3 separate regions of the Homo sapiens genome follow, and regions 2 and 3 are each linked to region 1. A link is a contact called in ENCODE Hi-C or POLR2A ChIA-PET data. All regions are on one chromosome and are shown on one strand. The core of a region is the stretch at or near the end of the contact, and the rest is flanking DNA. Distances in the headings are between cores, read along the strand shown. Region 1 overlaps IRS1 (insulin receptor substrate 1). Region 2 has its middle 13 kb from the start of MIR5702. Region 3 has its middle 6.1 kb from the start of MIR5702.

Region 1 (3,909 bases), core at 1,368-3,867:
AATTCATGTGAAACTAGGTTCTGGCTGTTACTAAACCAATCTAAATGCCATCAAAAGTTCTCCAAAATCTTGTAGTGGCGCTATCTCGGCTCGCTGCAACCCCCACCTCCTGGGCTCAAGCAATTCTCCTGCCTCAGCCTCCGGAGTAGCTGGGACTATAGGCGCCCCCCACCACGCCCGGCTAATTTTTGTATTTTTAGTAGAAACAGGGTTTCACCATGTTGGTCAGGCTGGTCTCGAACTCCTGACCTCACGATCTGCCTGCCTCGGCCTCCCAAAGTGCTGGGATTACAGGCGTGAGCCACCGCACCCAGCGAATCCTTCTTTAAAGTAACCAGAGCTCACTGAGGCAAGACAGATGGTGCCTTCAGTGACCCATTCTCTAACAACAATGTTGTAACACTTGTCTGCAAAATAGGAACTCATGTTCAATATGTTTTATGTAACTATATTCAATATATTGCAATATTGTTTATGCAACTGAAGAGACCATCAGAACCTAGAAACTAGTAATAGGATTCTCCCAACTCAATACTCCCACTATCACCGAATCACTCTGTGACCATATATTCTTAAAGCACGGAATACATGCCAAAGATGAAAATCCACTAAGCAGAGTCAAAAAAGAGTTATGAACAGATGATGAAACTGAAGACAACTAAGGCCATCAGCCTTGCCCTGCCAAAGATGGTCACTGGCAGTGCAGTACACATGGACACTGAACTCAGGACAGTCCAGGTTCAAATAATCAGTGACCGGCAAGGAAACAGAAGCTGCTGCAAGACTGCCCGGAGTGTCTTCAGAAAGCAATTAGATCTATGGAAGACTAGACCAAGGCAATGCAGGCCTGCAGCACCCCAAGGAACCACAGAGCCATTTCGAGGCTGTCCTTCCAGCCAACCAGACATGGATGGAAGATCTAGACATGCAGATGTTGTTTTAGGTTTCCGACGCGTTTCATGGGAGGCTTAGAAACTTAACTTTCACTTGAAAAGCAACAACTTATCAACCCATCATTATAACCTCAAAGTTGTTTAACAAAGCTATTGTTTTAGTAGGAATGAGGCAGATAACAGGGAAGGACTACTCTTGTCGTTATCTCTAGAAAACTTTCTATTTATGACTCCAGAAAAACAGGTGCATATAAAAATTAGTCATAAGCCAATGGAATGGAGTCTTCCAACTTTTCTGAATTTATCGGTCCATTCACTGATCACAAGTATACATTCATCTTAGTTGAGACATATCAGCCATTGATCGCCTTACTGCCATATAAAGTATGGCCGTTCAAGTCTTACAAAATGTAGCCTCCCAGTTTCACTGCTCTCCTGTCTGGTAAGCAGTGGAGGCACTAGGAAATCTACTCCTCTCCCAGAAAGGATATAGGAGGTTGAAAAAAAAAGAGCAGTAATAAAGTCCTAGCAGTCATGAATGCATTTTGAAAACTTTATGACTAGGGTTGACTATGTCATAGATACAGGCAATTGATTACCAGTGTTCAGAAAGTATTTTCAAGCAGGGCTAATAATCAAACACTCCACATATGAAAGAGAAAACTTCATTTAACAAGCTACCTTTTAAAGCCTTTAATTATTCTAATAAATTATGATTTTCCCCTCAAACATGTGTGAATTGCTGAATGGCATCTTGCCCAATAGAATTTTTCAAAAGAAACTTCAAAAACAATAAAACTAAATATGAGTGTGGTCTACTTAGCTTCTTTGATAAATTTAGTATGATACATTGTTCATAAACTCCTCCACCCTGCCTAATTTTTCCTAAGAGTACTTACCACTATCTGAATTAACTTGATCTGTTTAGTGCCTATTTCTCCCTCTAGAACATAAGCTCAGAAGTGTGGAAACGAAGTCTTATTCCTAGCCCTATTCCCAGCAAATAGTAAAGCCAAAATAGTGAATGGCTTTACAAATATTTGAGGATCAAATGAATGAACAATGACATCTATAACATACAGTCTTTGGACACATATATATGTGAATATGCAACATATATGTACAACATGTTGTATATAAAGATACAAAACAGACAAAGCATTTTACACATGTACAACCTGATGTAGTATAGCATGGGAGAAAACATTAACCTGGAGATAGAATATCAGGGTTTTTATTTTTGTTTTTGTTTGCTAACTCTACCATGTAACAGCTGTATCATCTTAACCAAGTTACTTACACTGTATGGTCCTGAGTCTATTTGTCTGTAGAAAGAACATTCTGAGCTTTATTATCTTTAGGGATACTTTTAACTCGAATATTTTTCTCAATAAACTGGACTCTTTGGAAGGCTGAGGTGGGAGGATCTCTTGAGCACAAGAGTTTGGGGTAAGCTATGATGATGCCACAGCACTCCAGCCTGGGCATCAGAGTGAGACCCTCTCTCTTTAAAGTTCATGTATATATATATAACTTTTGGAGCATGAGAACTAGCTAGATCCTGTCACTGTCAGTGACGGAAGAACGTTGGTAGTGTGGGCTGTGTTGTTTGTGATTTTAAAGGTTACCCTATTTTTATGGGAGGGAGTGGTATATGTAAATATGAGCACATTCTTGGTCCTGACTGTGTTTATCAAGGTCAGAAGGTGTTGGGGAAGGATGACGGTGATAGGGCATGGCATGGCTGCTGAGGAGTTTATAGCTGGGTCCCCTTTCCTGTTCCCAAGCACATGGTATCAGCCGGCTGTCCGGTGGCTCAGTAGGCTCACTGTGTTCCAAAATTACTTCAGAGCATTCGGCTCCACCACTCAAGGAAAAGCAAAATAGAAAATGAGGAGAGGAACAAAGGAGTAGGTTGGAGGAAGGGTGAAATTCATAGGACAGTTTTACAGAGAGCCATGAACCACAGTTAGTTACTGATTTATAATTACCCAGAGGCCAGGAGTTAGAATTTTAGTAGTTTCGTTATTTTGCTTTCCTTACAGCATGGATTATGTAAATTGTTGTATATATGTCTCTTGAATATATATAATACATATTTAAACATACATATAATATACTTAAACATCTATATATATGTTTATATACATATATAAATCCATCTCTTTAAGATGCTCATGCCTTCTGCCTGGCACAGCACACAGCACTGGATCTCTCTGTCAAAGAGTGCTGAGACTCAAGAGTAGAGTCAAGAATTCTACAGAAGAAAACATTCAGCACTCCCCAGTCATACTTTTATTTTCAAGTTTTTATATATAATTAAATCCACAGGAACTATAAAATGCATGTACCTAGCTCCTTTTAAAGTTTAATAAATATATTTCAGCCATTAATCCTGATTTATACTTACAGCTTGTAACATAATTTAGCCCACATGTAGAACTTTGCTTTTTCTATGCCAAGCTAATAAATGCAACCCAGTTTCCTAGAATTTAACAGTACACCATACTCATACTTCATAAAATAAATATCTGAACAAGAGACTCAACACTGTTGTATCTTTTCAGGCACTCAATCTTGATATACTCTTACAGCCAAGAAATCTAGGAAGCTGGCTGAGTTCAAAAAATATTTTTAATAAGGAAGGAACAAAAACCAAAAGCACCCCTATGTTCTAAGGGTGAAAGGGGCGTTGGTGGGATATAACTCAAACCATGACAAACTCTGTGTATGAGAGGCAATTCACAGCTTACAATTTTACTTTCATATGTTATTTCATTTGATCCACAAAACAACATTATAAGACAGACTGGGGCAATATTACTATCTCCAATTTTGTGAACCAGAAAATCAGGTCAAGGAATGACAGTTCCCAGGAGGTGGCAGAATCGGGAATAAAATTCACATCTCCTCTTTTCTTGTCCATGATGGTTCTATACTTTCATTTGATCTTTCACTTATAATAGTCAACCTAGTCTTGCACTAAAACAAATACAGAATCAATACTATCCACACA
Region 2 (4,265 bases), core at 889-3,388, 100 kb before region 1:
GTCTGACTTTCGTTTAACATTGATCTGGCTAGTGTGTTGAAAATAGATGGTAGGACAGCCAGTGTGGAATCCAGGAGGCCAGTTAGAAGTGATCACGTTACTCCATGAGAAACACTGTGGTAGCATGGAGCAGAGAAGTAGCAGAAGAGTTACTGACGTGGGAAATTCTGGAAATATTTTTAAACTATAGTCAAGGGATTTGCTGATGGATTGAACATGAAACGTGACTCAACACTTTTGAGTTAGGCAACTGAAAGGATAGATTTGTCATTTTTCAGATAAAAGGACTGTAGAAAGAGTGAGTTAGAGGAAAGGGGAGGTAGAGAGTCTAGTTTGGGACATGTTAAGTTTGCAACATGCATTTGACATCCAAGCAGAGATATCAAATAGGCAGTTGGCTATCAGGCTGAAGTTCGGGAGAGAGTCCTGGACTGGAAATATAAATTCTGGAGTCATCAACATGCAGATGGTATGTTAATTTTTACTGCTGCATAACGAAACAACAAAAACCGAGCTTCTTAAAATAATACCCATTGTCTCACAGTTCTATGGGTCAGAAGCCTGGACACAGCATGGCTGGGTTCTCTGCTCAGGCTCTCACAGGCTGAAATCAAGGTGCCAGCTGGGGTTACAGTGGGACTTTGGTCCTCTTCCAAGCTCACTGATTAACGGCCAAGTTCAGTTCCTTGCGACTATGGGGCTGAGGTACCCATTTTCTTGCTGGCTGTTGGTCAGGGGTCCCTCTCAGCTCCCAGGAGCTACCCACAGTTTCAAGCCTTGTGGTCTCTCTACAACATGACAATTTTCTTCCTTAAGGCCACCAAGAGAATCTCTTTCTCATAAAGACTTTCACTCCAGCAAGGGTCCAGTTCCTCTTTTCAGAATTCAGCTGATCAGACCAGGCAAACCCAGGATAATCACTCTTTTGATGAACTCAGTCAACTGATTAGTAATCAAATCACAGAGGTGATGCCCCATCGCATTCAGACTCCCACCCACAGTCAGGGAGAGGGGATTACACAAGGGATAGGGAATATTGAGGCCCATCTTAGAATTCTGACTACTGTAGATAGTTATATAAAACCTTGGGGTTAGATGCAATCACCCAGTTGAATATAGAAAGAAAATAAAATTAGTTCCTTCTACCCAGAACCCCTAAGCTGCCCAAATCCTGGCTGCTTACAACATCCAGAACAGATTTCTGTTACCTACAACCAACAAACACCAATGGAGTCATCCTTGGATGAGTCTTACTCACACCAAGGTTTCAGAACCACTGGCTCAGACCATCAGAGCAAAATTGATGCAAATAAACGATAATGAGTCTTTTGTACCCCAAATTCAGAAATGAGATTTATTTTAGTTACAATTCAGAGGAAATCCCATCTAAATGATTCTCTCAATATTTGCTTAATGGAAAGAGAGGAGCCTCTGAGCAGAGAATGTAGGAACATGGCAGAATAGTGTTCTCACGTTTACTTTAGCTAATTTCTTTTACTTCAAAATCAGTGACAACTAGCATCTTGGTTCATCTTGCTGTTTTTTGCCTGGATATGGCAGATAGAAAAGCCAGAGGGAAAATGCAACAGAGAGAGTGTGTGACAAATATAGAAAGACCATGTAACCAACCAGTGGCCTCCATCTCATCCCTACCTTCTCAAAACTTTGCTTTTAAAAAGGCAGTAGAGGACAGTAACAAAAGCACGGGCTTTAGTGACAGACAAATCTGGGTTTAAAGCCTAATGCTTCCATTCACCAGCTGTGCAACTTTGAGCTCATTACCTAACTTTTTCTGCATCTCTTTTCTCTCATCTGTCAAATGCAATAATATTACCTTCCTCCCTGGGTTGTTGAAAGGATTAAACGAGATAATGGATGTAAATGCATTTATATCATGTGCTAAGTAACTATTTCAGTGACTACTGCTGTGGCTATTGTGCCTGTTTTTCTCTTTGAAACAGGAACTGGAAAGATGACCTCCCTTTGTCTCTTAGCGTTGCCAAACACGCGCAGATCAGAAACCTTAAGAGAGAAAAGCTGTAAATAGCATGAGGCAGCAGCATGGCTTGTTCATATCCTTTGCCCTAATTGTGACTTGCTAATATTATCTGGCCCTCATCTAAGCTTCACTTTGGATTGGACAGAATATTAACAAGCAGGTGGGGTGGGGCAGGAAGGGGAAGCTGCACCATTGAGCTATGCCACATGAATGCACACCAAGGCAATGAGGTAGGAATGACAAAGTCCAAAAAAAGTAAAAGCAGGAGAACATTAAAAATCTTTCCTTACATGAATGCAAATTCTGAATGATTGCACAATTTATGACTTTGTTCCAGTTAACAAGTTCTCCAGGATCAATCCGGAAAAACAACTTTAAATGTGCATGCCATGGTGTCTGTTCATTTGAACATTTTTTACTACATACACAGTATGACAACTGAATGTTATATGGTTAGATTTTGAAGATGTTTTCACATGCTTACCTACACCATAACTCTCTCTTCTGGTGTATTTGAAATCCTTATATTGCCTTCTGCCTATGAACAATTGCAATTTGTGTCAAACCCAGCCATTAATTTTTCTCAATAAATTTCACAGTTCTACTAGTGAAACTAATGAGATGCACCCACCATTACATGGTTTATTTTAATGTTCCTTGATTGCAAGGATTCTCTGCATCCTAAAAGATGAGTCAAATGTTCTCTCTCCCAGTTCCACTTATTCATCAATGCTTTAAACAAATCAGCTGCCACCTGATTCTAAAAGACAGGGTTGACATGTGTATGATACTCACCCGATCATTTTTCTTGGTTATAGACCCCTGAACACAAATATCCCCCATGTCAGGGGATTTGAAGACATCACAAGTAACAGAGAAGGGCCAGAGTTCTAGAGGAAATATGATTGAAAGTTCTCTTGACCTAATAGTCCCTGGTTGACATGTTCTAATCCTCCTCCAAGTGTCACCTTAGCTAAACTATAATATTTATAGGACAGAATATAAAACAATTGCATCTTCACTAAAGCAGAGAGGGATTTTGACAATCAAAAATGCAATTGAGCCGGGTGTGGTGGCTCATGCCTGTAATCCCAGCACTTTAGGAGGCCGAGGTGGGAGGATTGCTTGAGCCCAGGAGTTTGAGACCAGCCTGGGCAACATAGTGAGACCCTGTCTCTATTTTTTAAAAGTTTAAAAATTAGCTAGACATGGTGGCACCAACCTGTGGTCTCAGCTACTCAAGAGGTTGAGGTGGGAGGATCCCTTGAACCCAGAAGGTCAAGGCTATAATGAGATTTGGTTGCACCATTGCACTCCAGCCTTGGTGATAGAGGGAGACCCTGTCTCGAAAAAGATGCAAGTCTACAACGGAACAGAGGATTAAAATGATATTTAACCTGTGAATTCAAAACTTCTACTTCCCATTTTAATTTGTAAGGGCTTAGGAGGAGGAGGAAAAGTAAACAATTTATAGAAAATAATCAAGGCTATTTTATAACTTATCAATATCCTTGCATGAGAGTCAATAAATAAACAAAGGTGTTTTGGGGCCAAATCAACTGGGTTTGTGAGTCAGTAGCTTATTGATTTCATCTGCCATTTTGTCAGGTGTTAACCCAATGTCATCATCACACAAATGACTGATGAATGCATTCAGTTATACTCAAGAGCCTTGGTGGAATAACTAATTTTACTCACTAAACAATGCCTAAATTAACTCAAATATGGAAGAAAAACTTTAGAGGTCAGAAAACTATTGCATATGTATATTTTCTGACTCCTGATATTTGCATATATATTTATTTCTTCCATCTCTCCCTCTTCTCCTATTTCTTCTTCCCTTTTCATTTTTTTTCTCCCTTTTTTCTTATTTATGGTGAGACATCAGTAGTCTCACAGGTGTTACTAAAAACCAAAGAGTTGATTCACTCGGAGCTCATATTATTTAGGATTACTGATACCTGTTCTATACTCTCAGAGCATTTCCTGGGAATTACTTAAGATTCACTAGGTTCACCATCGTGTGGAATTCATTCACTTGAATTTCCTTTGAGTCAAATGCAGAAATTGACTCCAGTTGTCGACCCAGGGTGTTCATACCTCAAAACCAACAGGAAGCCTAGTAATGATGAAGAGAGAGTAGATAAGGAAGGGGATTAGATGCCAAGAAATAAAGCCCTTTTTGTGGTAAGATAAATCTAGCAACCACAAACTGATAAGGAAGGCCCTGAGGCGGCCTTCCCAAGGAGATGCCAATAAGGAAAGC
Region 3 (4,213 bases), core at 695-3,194, 120 kb before region 1:
TGTTTGGGAAAGGCATGGGCCATGCATCTCCCTCCAGCTGGGAAGTCGGTTCTGCAAGGGAAGTCTCACTGAGGCTTGCTCTTAAAACATTCAAAATGCCTAAATTTCATGGGATTTTCATTATGTGGTGTACACAAACTATGTTGACTAACATGCACTTGATTAATTGTAGCTGCCCATAAGGGGCAAATCACAATGATTGAGTTCAAATGAAACCAGCTATGTACAAAATTGATTAGAATGAGACAGGAAAGAGATAACACCTTAAAATGTGTTTTGACCTTTAATATTTCAGGCAGTGAGACTGAAATACTACGTTGTACTGAGATGTCCTGGGTCACTGAGAAGGACCTGGAGAGATGTAGGATGGTCAATGATTCCTTGATAGTGGTAAAGATGGAGCATGCTCTCTCTCTTTTCCTTTCCCTTTCTCTCAGTCTCTCTCCCTTTCTTTTTGCCTCTCTCCCCTACTTCTAGGGTATTCCATTTTGCCATGAATGGGTCTAAACTCTAAAAGATCTTTCAGAGCATGATCCAGTAGAGATGGCAGACTTGACATCATTCTTCATAACCATTCTTCATAACCTGTTCCAGGACCCCACCTACAATGGTGCTTAAACCAGAGTTAGAATGACTGACATTAAGTTTTAAGCATCCATTTTGCCTGCTCAAAAAGAGTTGCCACTAGCCATTCATGTTTTATTACAGCGAGACAATCTATTTAGGTAAGAGACAGTATGCTGGTATAGTATTTTGGGACAACTGTGAGTTTTGAGTCAAATGACACTGTTTGGGCCTGAACTGTTCTGTTTTCTAGATTTACCACCTGGAGAAGTCATCTGACTTCACTGTGCCTCAGTTTCCTCATCTTAGAATGGGGATAATAATAATGCCTGCCTCACAGAATTGCTATGAGGATTAAATGAGATGACCTAGCTAATTTTACTTAGTCTTACCCAGTGCCCAATAAATGTAATTAGTAGTACTACTACCACTACTACCATCACTACTACTACAAACACTAATAAACTAAATAGCCATTGAACTCATTATTTTAATTGAAGGTCTAATAAACCAGGCTTGGCTGAGCTAAAAGCATATTGTCACCCCTTAAAAACGTATAGCCTCTCTCTTCTGCCAAACTGAAACTAGGCTTCTTAGAGGAAGATGTTTTTGATAAAGGATGAAGGTGATTTGTCAGTTGAAGAGTAGTATCATTTTGCAATCATAGTAGAAAATATTTCAAAAACATGCAAGGTTATAGGAGAGTAAAGCTACCAGATTTCTCCAAAAAATTGTTGATCGTTGCAATTGATACATAGTTACTAAAAATTCACATTTAAAACACATTTAAGTTTCAACTAAACAAATCAGGTGAAGCAAACGAAAACATTAATTTGTATTACACTAAAATATCTGCCAGATTTGTGCACTAACTGGATTAGGCTTATAATTAGAGGAAATTCCAGGCTATGTATTCCTTCACTCAGTATGAAGCTATCTAAAAAACAAATACACTTGAAAATCCATTTTTACAAGTCAGGTGGCAGCCGCTTGCACATCTCAATCAGTCAATAAGAAAACATTTTAAACTGAGCTACTCTGAAGAAGCTCAGACATTCTTTAAGTTAAGACACATCTCATTTCCCAGCCACAATCTGCATCCCTAAGACAGATGCAGTTTTGATCCCAGCAGTTCCATGAAAGAAACACTTCCACAAAGTCAAGAAAACCCAAAGTTCAGCAAGATTTTGGCAGTGTGGCCAGAAATTTAAAAATAATTCTGGTTAATATACCCAAAGTTTTTACCAGTGGTCTTGGTGAGCATGGTCCATTTTCAGCTCAGTCAGATCTTTGGGAAACTGAACCACAGAAATAACATTGATCCTGAGTAACTCAGACACATCCCGTGGTTTTGTGCTTCAAAGGTAGCCACAAATTCTTAAGATATGATTCATAGTCATCAAAATCTATGAATCTCCTGTGAAATTGTTCTTTCACTTCCACTAAACAGCTCTGTAATTCTTCAAATCTGTGACGCCATTGAGGTCAAGGAAGTTCAACAGTAAATTATGAATGCAGTAGGAAATGAGAGTAGTTATTAACTGCTCGACCAGTTGGCCAGTTAGAACCTGCGTTTCCTTGAACAAGGAAAAGAGAGAAGTCAGGGTTCATGGAAGAGCTACTGAAACAGATATTCAAAGCCCACGGACTTATGTCATCCAGGATTCTATGCCAAAATTTGAAAATCCTATCAAACAACCTAAGTCTATACATATGCCAGTCAGGAGAATTTAGGAGCTAGGCTACATCAGAAAAAATTCTAGGGGGAAGAAACCTATTGATTCTGCCAGAAGAAATACTCTATTAATTCTTTACTCCAAAGCTGGGAACCATAAAAATGCTCAGGGAACCTATATAAGGAATGCCACTCCAGGCATTCCTTATCAGTTAGCTTTTACTATATAAGAAACCACTACAAAACATAGTTGCTTAAAATGGTAGCCATTTATTTAGCTCACAGTTCTTCAGGTTGGTTATAGAACTGTGATCTCTGATCCTCTGGACAGTTCTTCTGGTTTTAGCTGGATTTGTAAATAGGTCTGTGGTTGGCTGCTAAGCCAGTTGAGGTAGGCTGGTCTAGAAGAGTATCAGCTACAATGGCTAGTCTTTATTCCACAAAATCTTTCATCCTCCATAGGTTAGCCAGGGCTTGTTCATAAATTATCTGAGCAGTGTTCCAAAAGGGAGCAAGAAAGGTAGGTGCAAGGCCTCTTGGAATCTATGTTCAAAACTAGCACACTGCCATTTCCACCGCATTCCATTGCCAAAGCAAGTTACAGAGTCAGCCTAGATTCAAGAAGTGGGGAAATCACTTCCACCTATTGATAAGAGGAGTTTCAGAGTCAAATCCAGGCATAAAAAATTGTGGCCACTTTTGCAATCCACCAAAACCCTCTCTCCCACATGCTCCTTAATGCCCCACTAGCTAAACCAACAAGACAGATCATAGTCAGCACTGACTGAGTGCAGCATTTCTGTTTAAGACAAATCAGAGCAACAGCAAGAATGCCTGATGTTCCTTCATGGCAGCCTTCCCACTATTGGGTACTCTCAAGATGGGAGATAATCCTATTTGCCTGAGTAGTAGATAGCTACTACTTCCCAGAGTAGTAGACAGCTGTCCCAAGTAACTGACTGTAGTAAAGCTCAGCTTTATGTCTCTGGGCAAATAACTGGGAGTGGAGGCATGAAGGAAAGCGTAGTTGGAATACCCTGAGCTGAGAGAGCCAGAGGAAAAACACAGGTATCCTGATAAATGAGTACTCGTGCTCCTCTGGGAAACTGGGATTTTCTTTTATGCTTGGTGTAAACTAAAACTACTGTGATAGTTCATTTTACGTGCCAACTTGACTGGGCCATGACATACCTAGATATCTGGTCTAACATTATCCTCAGCATATCAGTGAGGGTGTCTTGGGATGACTTTAACATCTAAAGCAGTGTGCCCTCCCTAACATGTATGGGGCTCATCCAATCCATCGAAGACTTGAATAGAACAAAAGATTAACTCCCCCAAATACCAGGGAACTCCTCTTGCCAGATTGCCTTTGAACTGGGACATTGGTTACTTCCTGCCTTTTGACTCAAAGTGAAGCATCAGCTCTTTCTGGGTCTGAAGCCTGCCAGCCTTCAGACTGGAATCACACCATTGTCTCTTCTGGATCTCCAGCTGCTTGCCAACTTACAGATCTTGGGATTTGGCATTCTCCATAATCATGAGCCAATTCCTTACAATAAATACACACACACACACACACACACACACAACATCCTACTGATTCTGTTTCTCTGAAGAACTCTAATACAACTACTTATTTGGATATTGTGCCAGGCAAAAGGGCAAAGGAATATTTGATGCCTGGTAAAGGTAAATGGCTGGTTTGTACTCAGGTTTGCCATCCCTTGTTTCTTTCCCTGTTAGCAAATAATCCCAGTCGTCCTGGGAAGAATATAAAACTTGAACTAATAACTCTCTAGTGTTGCTGTTGGTCTTGTTATACTATTGTCACTACAGTTGCCCCTTTTTGTTTGTTTTGGCTGTTTGTGCTTTGTTTTGCTTTTGCCTAAAATGGTTAAACACCTCGAGTTCAACTGTGAGATGTGCACCTGTGCTATCTATCAACAAACACTCTCAATGTGGAACTTCTCT

What was found. A loop is a pair of places that touch in the nucleus more often than their neighbours do. ChIA-PET counts read pairs that join two places held with the same protein, here RNA polymerase II (POLR2A). Pooled maps may share reads with other maps.
Region 2: a loop to region 1 is called in a map of gastrocnemius medialis, with 2.1 times the contacts of the local background. The contact joins two enhancer-like sites. A Hi-C loop is called at or near these places in 4 of 168 maps with a recorded cell type or tissue (Right ventricle myocardium inferior, aorta and gastrocnemius medialis), 1 of 37 single-sample maps with no recorded cell type and 9 of 50 pooled maps. POLR2A ChIA-PET finds 5 or more read pairs at or near these places in 4 of 52 experiments (HCT116, MCF 10A, PC-3 and 1 more).
Region 3: a pooled map shows a loop between it and region 1 (8-fold over the local background). The contact joins two enhancer-like sites. A Hi-C loop is called at or near these places in 3 of 168 maps with a recorded cell type or tissue (Right ventricle myocardium inferior, aorta and left colon), 16 of 37 single-sample maps with no recorded cell type and 17 of 50 pooled maps. POLR2A ChIA-PET finds 5 or more read pairs at or near these places in 11 of 52 experiments (AG04449, CD4-positive, alpha-beta T cell, HCT116 and 7 more).

What each region holds. Positions count from the first base shown.
Region 1 is chr2:226,768,619-226,772,527 of GRCh38, forward strand. All of the region lies in intron 1 of IRS1 (insulin receptor substrate 1), which reads right to left. Among named protein-coding and RNA genes, the nearest start is that of IRS1, 29 kb to the right of the region's middle. Within about 2 kb of position 2,618, at least 8 of the 41 ENCODE cell types and tissues checked have a DNase peak (open chromatin) inside an H3K27ac peak, as active enhancers do; they include gastrocnemius medialis, where a contact is called at or near this core.
Region 2 is chr2:226,669,258-226,673,522 of GRCh38, forward strand. No RefSeq gene overlaps it. Among named protein-coding and RNA genes, the nearest start is that of MIR5702, 13 kb to the left of the region's middle. Within about 2 kb of position 2,139, at least 3 of the 41 ENCODE cell types and tissues checked have a DNase peak (open chromatin) inside an H3K27ac peak, as active enhancers do; they include gastrocnemius medialis, where a contact is called at or near this core.
Region 3 is chr2:226,650,592-226,654,804 of GRCh38, forward strand. No RefSeq gene overlaps it. Among named protein-coding and RNA genes, the nearest start is that of MIR5702, 6.1 kb to the right of the region's middle. RefSeq lists an enhancer at 1-435. Within about 2 kb of position 1,945, at least 5 of the 41 ENCODE cell types and tissues checked have a DNase peak (open chromatin) inside an H3K27ac peak, as active enhancers do.